Linked DNA regions of Homo sapiens: region 2 is linked to region 1. A link is an interaction called in ENCODE POLR2A ChIA-PET data of the cell type or tissue named here. Cell type or tissue: K562. All regions are shown on one strand.

Region 1 (4,000 bases):
GAGGCCGACGTGGGCGGATCACGAGGTCAGGAGATTGAGACCATCCTGGCTAACACGGTGAAACCCCATTGCTACTAAAAATACCAAAAAAATTAGCTGGGTGTGGTGGCGGGCGCCTGTAGTCCCAGCTACTTGGGAGGCTGAGGCAGGAGAATGGCGTGAACCCGGGAGGCGGAGCTTGCAGTGAGCCGAGATCGTGCTACTGCACTCCAGCCTGGGTGACTGAGCGAGACTCCGTTTCACAAAAAAAAAAAAAAAAAAAAAGATTAAGTGGAAGTATTTCCTTATTTATGTCTTCTTAAATTAGAATTCTGAGAAAGACCCATTTTTTAAAAGCTTACTGATTTAAAAGACCAGATTAAGATTATCTAAGGTAATTCCTTTTTTCTTTCTTTTTTTTTTGAGATGGAGTTTCCTTCCTGTTGCCCAGGCTGGAGTGCAATGGCGCTGTCCTGGCTCACTGCAACTTCTGCCTCCCGGGTTCAAGTGATTCTCCTGCCTCAGCCTCCCAAGTAGCTGAGATTACAGGTGCCCGCCACCATGCCTGGCTAATTTTTGTAGTTTTAGTAGAGATGGGGTTTCACCATGTTGGCCAGGCTGGTCTCAAACTGCTGACCTCAAGTGATCCGCCCGCCTCCGCCTCCCAAAGTGCTGGGATTACAGGTGTGAGCCACCGTGCCCAGCTTAATTTTTAAGTTTATTCTGTTGAACCTATTTTGCCATAGATAAAATATTTTTATGATTTAATAATTCATTGCTCCAAACTTACTAATGCATTATATCAAGAGAGGACTTTATGTATTAATTCATTCACCTGTTAGAATTGGAATACTGGCCGGGCACGGTGGCTCATGCCTGTAATCCCAGCACTTTGGGAGGCCCAGGCGGGCAGATCACGATGTCAGGAGATCGAGACCAACCTGGCTAACACAGTGAAACCCTGTCTCTGCTAAAAATACAAAAAAATTAGCCGGGCGTGGTGGCAGGCACCTGTAGTCCCAGCTACTTGGGAGGCTGAGGCAGGAGAATGGTGTGAACCCGGGAGGCAGACCTCGCAGTGAGTGGAGATCGCGCCACTGCACTCCAGCCTGGGCGACAGAGCAAGACTCCGTCTCTCAAAAAAAAAAAAAGAATGGGAATACTAAGGGCATCAGTGGAATGTATTCTTGTTTACTGGTGGGTAATCATGTCTCCATGCATGTCTGTGTGCAGTCCTGTAGCACTTAGAAAATATATTCCCTATGTTGATTACAGACACTCAACTTCTGCCGAGTGTTGTAGTTAATAAAGCTTAAAAAATTCTGGGCTGGGTGTGGTGGCTCATGCCTGTAAACCCAACACTTTGGGAGGCCAAGGTGAGCGGATCACCTGAGGTTGGGAGTTCAAGACCAGCCTGACCAACATGGAGAAACCCTGTCTCTACTGAAAATACAAAATTAGCCCAGACGCGGTGGCTCACGCCTGTAATTCCAGCACTTTGGGAGGCCGAGGAGGGTGGATCAGCCTGGCCAACATGGAGAAACCCCATCTCTACTAAAAATACAAAAAATTACCCAGGCATGGTGATGCATGCCTGTAATTCCAGCTACTCGGGAGGCTGAGGTTGCAGTGAGCCGAGATCGTGCCATTGCACTCCAGCCTGGGCAACAAGAAGGAAACTCCATCTCAAAAAAAAAAAAAAAATTAGTCGGGCATGGTGGCACATGCCTGTAATCTCAGCTACTCGGGAGGCAGAGGCAAGAGAATCGCTTGAACCTGGGAGGCGGAGGTTGCGGTGAGCCGAGATTGTGCCATTGTACTGCAGCCTGGGCAACAAGAGTGAAACTCGGTCAAAAAAAAAAAAAAAAAGTCCGGACACTTTATAATTAGATGAGCATGTCAAAAGAGTCTACAATAGGTTTCAGAAAATTTCTCATAGGAATTTTAAAATAATTCCTAAAATCTAGGGAGTGAGAGAAATTCAGTAGTTTTCAAAAGGATTGGCACTGTCTGAGTTAGAGCCCAGCTCAGCTCTGTTGCCTCACTGGCTGATTTGCAGTGTTAGGACTTTTATTCGCACTGAAAATCAAGATCAGTTCAACTTCTACCCTTCCACTCCACAGGAGCTTTCTGTCCTCCCTGAGCCTGCCTTAATTTAGGCCACCTGCAGTGTTAGGACTTCTGTGTCTGTCCTTATCTGTGAAACAGGCTCCTAGAGCCTCCTTCATGGGGTCATTGTGAGGATTAAATGAGTCCTGATGTGGGCACTGATAACAGAGCTCAGTGCAAGGATTAGCTATTTCTGTTGCTGATGGCCTTGCTTTGTAAAAATTTCTTTTATGGCAAGGTTAACAAATGTTATAAGATGACAGTTTACTGAGATTTTTCTTTTTTTCTCCATGGTTCCAGAAGAATATTAATTCAGGGTGTGGAACATGCATATTAGCTATCTTTGCAAATCCCTATCACTTATTTACTGCCTTACTTTCTACTAAATCTCTCACATCCTTATCTTTTCTTGAAAGGTTTTTTTTTCTTTTTCTTTTTTTTTTTTTTTTGGGACAGGGTTTTGCTGTGTCACCCAGGCTGGAGTGTGGAATGTGATGGTATGATCATGGTTCACTGCAGCCTGGACCTCCTGGGCTCATACGATCTTCTTCTCTCAGTCTCACAAGTAGCTAGGACCACGGGCACATGCCACCGTGCCCAGCTAATTTTTTTTATTGTTTGTAGAGACAGGCTGGTCTCCAACTCCTGGGTTCAAGTGATCCTCCTGCCTTAGCCTCCCAAAATGTTGGGATTATAGATGTGAGCCACAGTAACCTGCTCTTAAAGGCTTTCCTTTACCTTTGTAGAATAATCTTGAACTATGCCTCATTTTGAAAACTGGTAAGTTTATGTCCTTTTTTTTTTTTTGAGACGGAGTCTTGCCCTGTCACCCAGGCTGGAGTGCAGTGACATGATCTCGGCTCACTGCAACCTCCACCTCCTGGGTTCAAACAATTCTCCTGCCTCAGCCTCCAGAGTAGCTGGGGTTACAGGCACCTGCCACCATGCCCAGCTGATTTTTGTATTTTTAGTAGAGACAGGGTTTCACCATATTGGCCAGTCTGGTCTCAAACTCCTGACCTCGTGATCTGCCTGCCTCGGCCTCCCAAAGTGCTGGGATTACAGGCGTGAGCCACCACGCCCTGCCCATTTATGTTCATTTTTTTAGAGAATTCTCCTCCTCCCATTTATGAAGCTAGATTTTTTTTTAATTTCACCAAAATTTGTTGACGTCCCTTGATTTGCTGATAGGGACAATAATTAAATATTTTCCACTTGTTTTTATAAAAACTGTAATGGTGATTTGTTTAACAGATGTTGACTTAGCACCTTCTCTCTTTTTTTTTTTTTTTTTTTTTTTTGAGTTGGAGTCTTGCTCTGTCACCCAGCTGGAGTGCAGTGGCACGATTTCGGCTCACTGCAACCTCCGCCTCCCAGGTTCAGGCGCTTCTCCTGCCTCAGCCTCCCAAATAGTTGGGATTACAGGTGCATGCCGCCACGCCTAGCTAATGTTTTTTGTATCTTAGTAGAGATGGTGTTTCACCTTGTTGCCCATGCCGCTCTTGAACTCCTTGGCCTCCCAAAGTGTTAGGATTACAGGCGTGAGCCACTGTGCCTGGCCCCAATTTAGCACCTTACTGGGTGCTGAGGCTGTGAGCCATAGTAGAATGCATGTGATCCAGGGCCTTGCTGAATTCATGGTCTAATAGGGAGCCTGACACGCAGGCACAGAGCGGAGGGCAGTGGCTGTGGCTCCCAGGGACACCACCCTGTCCAGAGTTCAGTGGCAGCTTCTCATTAAAAAAAGCTTTGAGACCTGAATTGGAGTCTGTCTGGCAGGCAGGTGGGGATGGAGGGGAGGAGTGTATCCTAGGCTGATGAGATGGTGTGTTTTTCATCCGGCAACCAACTGGTCTCCTTCACTGTCTCCAGCACCCCGCACAATACTGTGTGCCAGGTGCTCAGTAATTAT
Region 2 (4,000 bases), 75 kb after region 1:
ACGGATGGAGACTCTGCCTCAAAAAACAAAACAAAACACAAATAAAGCTACATGAGAGGCCAGGCACCGTGGTTCACGCCTATAATCCCAGCACTTTGGGAGGCTAAGGCGGGTGGATCACCTGAGGTCAGGAGTTTGAGACCAGCCTGCCCAATATGGTGAAACCCTGTCTCTGCCAAAAATACAAAAGTTAACTAGGCTTCATGGTGGGTGCCTGTAATCCCAGCTACTCAGGAGGCTGAGGCAGGATAATCGCTTGAACCCAGGAGGCAGAGGTTGCAGTGAGCCAAGATTGCACCACTGCACTCCAACCTGGGTGACAGAGTGAGACTCTGTCTCAAAAAAACAAACAAAAAAGAAAACTACATGCAAGGCCCACAATGATTACTTGTTATGTATGTATGTATTAATGTATCAGATGTACATTTGTAATATGTTTATCAATATATTTGTACTAAAAGGCAACTTTTTTTTTTTTTTTTTTTTTTTGAGACTGGGTCTCACTCTGTCGTCCAGGCTAGAATGCAGTGGTGCGATCCTAGCTTACTGAAGCCTTGAACTGCTGTGCTCAAGCAATCCTCCTGCCTCAGCCTCCTGAGTAGCTGGTACCACAGGTGCACATCACTGTGCCCAGCTAATTTTTAAAAAATATTTTTTGTGGGCCGGGCGCGGTGGCTCAGGCCTGTAATCCCAGCACTTTGGGAGGCTGAGGTGGGCGGATCACGAGGTCAGGAGATCGAGACCATCCTGGCTAACTCAATGAAACCCTGTCTCAACTAAAAATACAAAAAATAAGCCAGGCGCGGTGGCAGGTGCCTGTAGTCCCAGCTATTTGGGAGGCTGAGGCAGGAGAATGGCATGAACCCAGGAGGCAGAGCTTGCAGTTAGCCGAGATCCTCCAGCCTGGGTGACAGAGCGAGACTCCATCTCAAAAAATATATATATATATTTTTTTGTGGAGACAGGGTCTCCCTTTGTTGCCCATGTTGGTTTCAAACTCCTGGACTTAACCAATCCTCTTATCTCAGCCTCCCAAAGTGCTGGGGTTACAGGCATGAGCCACCACCCTCCCTCCTTTGAGTAAAATGAAGGGCATTAGGTGTTTTGATTTTTGACAGCTACTTTCAGGGTCCTGGAGCCTGTTAGCTTGCTTCCTGGCCCTTGCCTCTATGTTCTAGGTGAGTGGCACCTCAGATAATTGATTTTTGAGTAGGTAAAGGCACTACTAGGCAACGTGAACCCAGCTTTCCAACAGCTCCCTGACCCGGGACTAGGAGGCATGTCTTCTCTCACCTTCTGGAGGATCAGTGGACAGCTTACGTGTCCCTAATCCCTCTGGAAGTCAGCAGTTATTAAGCTCTCTGACCGGGAGACCTCTGTAAAGGTGATCCTCCTAATCTAGGAGGATGAGCTGCTTTAGATCAGCTCTGATACTCGACAGAAAGTCTCAGAAGGGCTGGGCAGAAATAAAGCTAGAGTGGGAACATGATACCATTACGTAGAAATAATTTTAAATGTTTAATATGTTGATGACAACCTGGATTGAGAAGTTTGCTTTAAGAATTGCAACTGAAGGCTGGGTGCGGTGGCTTACGCCTGTAATCCCAGCCGAGGCAGGCAGATTGAGCTCAGGAGTTCGAGACCAGCATGGCAAAACCCTGTCTCTACTAAAAATACAAAAAAGTAGCCAGGCATGGTGGTGCACACCTGTAATTCCAGCTAATGGGAAGGCTGACGCACGAGAATTGCTTGCATCTGGGAGGCAGAGGTTGCAGCGAGCTCCAGCCTGGGTGACAGAGTGAGACTCTCTCTCAAAAAAAAAAAAAAAAAAAAAATTGCATCTGAAAAATAATAGGATGGGAGCCTGCACTTAGTTTTTAGTTCTGTGATAAATTTTGTAATAAAGTGCAGGTGAAAAGGTTTTTATTTGTTCTTAAACTCATTGACACCTGTATCAAAACATCTAGTTTGATATTAAAAGTGTCAGAGTTATCAACAAAACTTGAGAGAGCGTTACTCCAGCTTTAGGTCAGCTTTAAGAAGCCACATATGTTCACAGCTGAAATAGTTAAAACCTGTGTTTTGAGGCGCTGTGGCTTATGTCTGTAATCCCAACACTTTGGGAGGCCAAGGTGGGCGGATCACTTGAGGCCAGGAGTTGGAGACCAGCCTGGGTAACATGGGGAAACCCCATCTCTACTAAAAATACAAAAATTAGCCAGGTGTGGTGGCACGTACCTGTAATCCCAGCTACTTGGGAGGCTGAGGCATGAGAATCACTTGAACCCAGGAGATAGAGGTTGCAGTGAGCTGAGATCACACCACTGCACTCCAGCCTGGGTGACAGAGCGAGACTCTGTCTCAAACAAACAAACAAACAAAAACAAACAAACAAAAAACCTTGCGTTTGATAGAAACTTTAAAATTAAAAATCCTTATACTATCATTTACCGTACTGACAGATATCCCTGCATCAAACAGTGGAACCTTCTTGCTCTTCCTTGAAAACAGCATTCTGTGCTACAGGGTTCCTTAGGACCTCTCATAAGCAACTGTGGTTCCCAGGAGTTACCTTTCACCCACCTTACTTGCCTGCTAAGGTGAAATTCTTTTGCTCCTTATTCATATTCTCCTTTGTAGTATGGAGCTCCTTTTCAACATGTGGATTCCGAACTGAGCACAGTTGCCAGAGCAAGGAAATAGTTATGAAAAAATTCATGGTCGGGCGCAGTGGCTCAACGCTTGTAATACCAAAACGTTGGGAGGCCGAGGTGGGCGGATCACCTGAGGGTCGGGAGTTCGAGACCAGCCTGATTAACGTGGAGAAACCCCGTCTCTACTAAAAATACAAAATTAGCTGGCTGTGGTGGCGCGTGTCTGTAATCCCAGCTACTTTGGAGGCTGAGGCAGGAAAATTGCTCAAATCTGGGAAGTGGAGGTTGCGGTGAGCCGACGCACCATTGCACTCCAGCCTGGGCAACAAAAGCAAAACTCCATCTCAAAAACAAAAAAAAGAGGCCGGGCGTGGTGGCTCCCGCCTGTAATCCCAGCACTTTGGGAGGCTGAGGTGGGCAGATCACGAGGTCAGGAGATCGAGACCATCCTGGCTAACATGGTGAGACCCTGTCTCTGCTAAAAATACAAAAAGAATTAGCTGGGCGTGATGGTGGGCGCCTGTAGTCCCAGCTACTCGGGAGACTGGGGCAGGAGAATGGCATGAACCCCGGAGGCGGAGCTTGCAGTGAGCCGAGATGGCGCCACTGCACTGCAGCCTGGGCCACGGAGCGAGACTCCGTCTCAAAAAAAAAAAAGAAAAAAAGAAAAAATTCGTGATAGTTACTGGTCTCTGCTCCCGGACCATGCGCAGTGGTGCTGTTGTTTACCAAGCAGGTGAGGAGGGAACGCCTCCTTTGGTTTCTAGGAGACCTTGATTCCAATTTTAGCTCAGTCTGGGAAATTTCATGGGGTATTTTGGGTGAGAAATGTTTCATGAATTTGGAATGTCTAAAAGTGGTTTGTTCTTTCTGTTTGTTTTTTTTTTTTTTTTTTTTTTTTTTTTTTCAGTCAGGATCTCGCTCTGTTGCCCAGGCTAGAGTGCAGTGGCGCAATCTTGGCTCACTGCAACCCCCGCCTCCTGGGTTCAAGCAGTTTTCCCACCTCAGCCTCCTGAGTAGCTAGGATTACAGGCATGCACTACCATACCCAGCTATTTTTTTGTGTTTTTGTAGTGGAGACGGGATTTTACCATGCTAGCATGAGGCCATGCTGGTCTCAAACTCCTGTGATCCACCTACCTTGGCCTCCCAAAGTGTTGGGATTAAAGACATGAGCCTCTAATTTGATTTGTAATGAAACCAAACAGAAACACTTATGAAATGATGTCAGCCTGTCTCAGCTGACAAAGGGAATGGGTGCCAGGGGTGATGTGGCCTGCATTCGGTTGGGGCCAGGCATCTCCACTCTCAACTGTGGTCTGTGACAGTGTTTTTGTTCATGCTTT

The links. Peaks named below come from ENCODE experiments on the same cell type or tissue, not always from the same donor. Only the 100,000 strongest peaks of a DNase experiment are listed, where the experiment ranks them.
Region 2: POLR2A ChIA-PET joins it to region 1 with 5 read pairs; 15 of 35 experiments call an interaction of 5 or more read pairs at or near these places.

Annotation. Positions count from the first base shown.
Region 1 is chr1:1,881,816-1,885,815 of GRCh38, reverse strand. All of the region lies in intron 1 of GNB1 (G protein subunit beta 1), which reads left to right. Among named protein-coding and RNA genes, the nearest start is that of GNB1, 7.3 kb to the left of the region's middle. RefSeq lists a silencer at 3,672-3,966 and an enhancer at 3,681-4,000. In K562, no CTCF peak of the experiment used is centred here; a DNase peak (open chromatin) is centred at 2,185.
Region 2 is chr1:1,807,025-1,811,024 of GRCh38, reverse strand. All of the region lies in intron 5 of GNB1 (G protein subunit beta 1), which reads left to right. Among named protein-coding and RNA genes, the nearest start is that of NADK, 31 kb to the right of the region's middle. In K562, no CTCF peak of the experiment used is centred here; no DNase peak of the experiment used is centred here.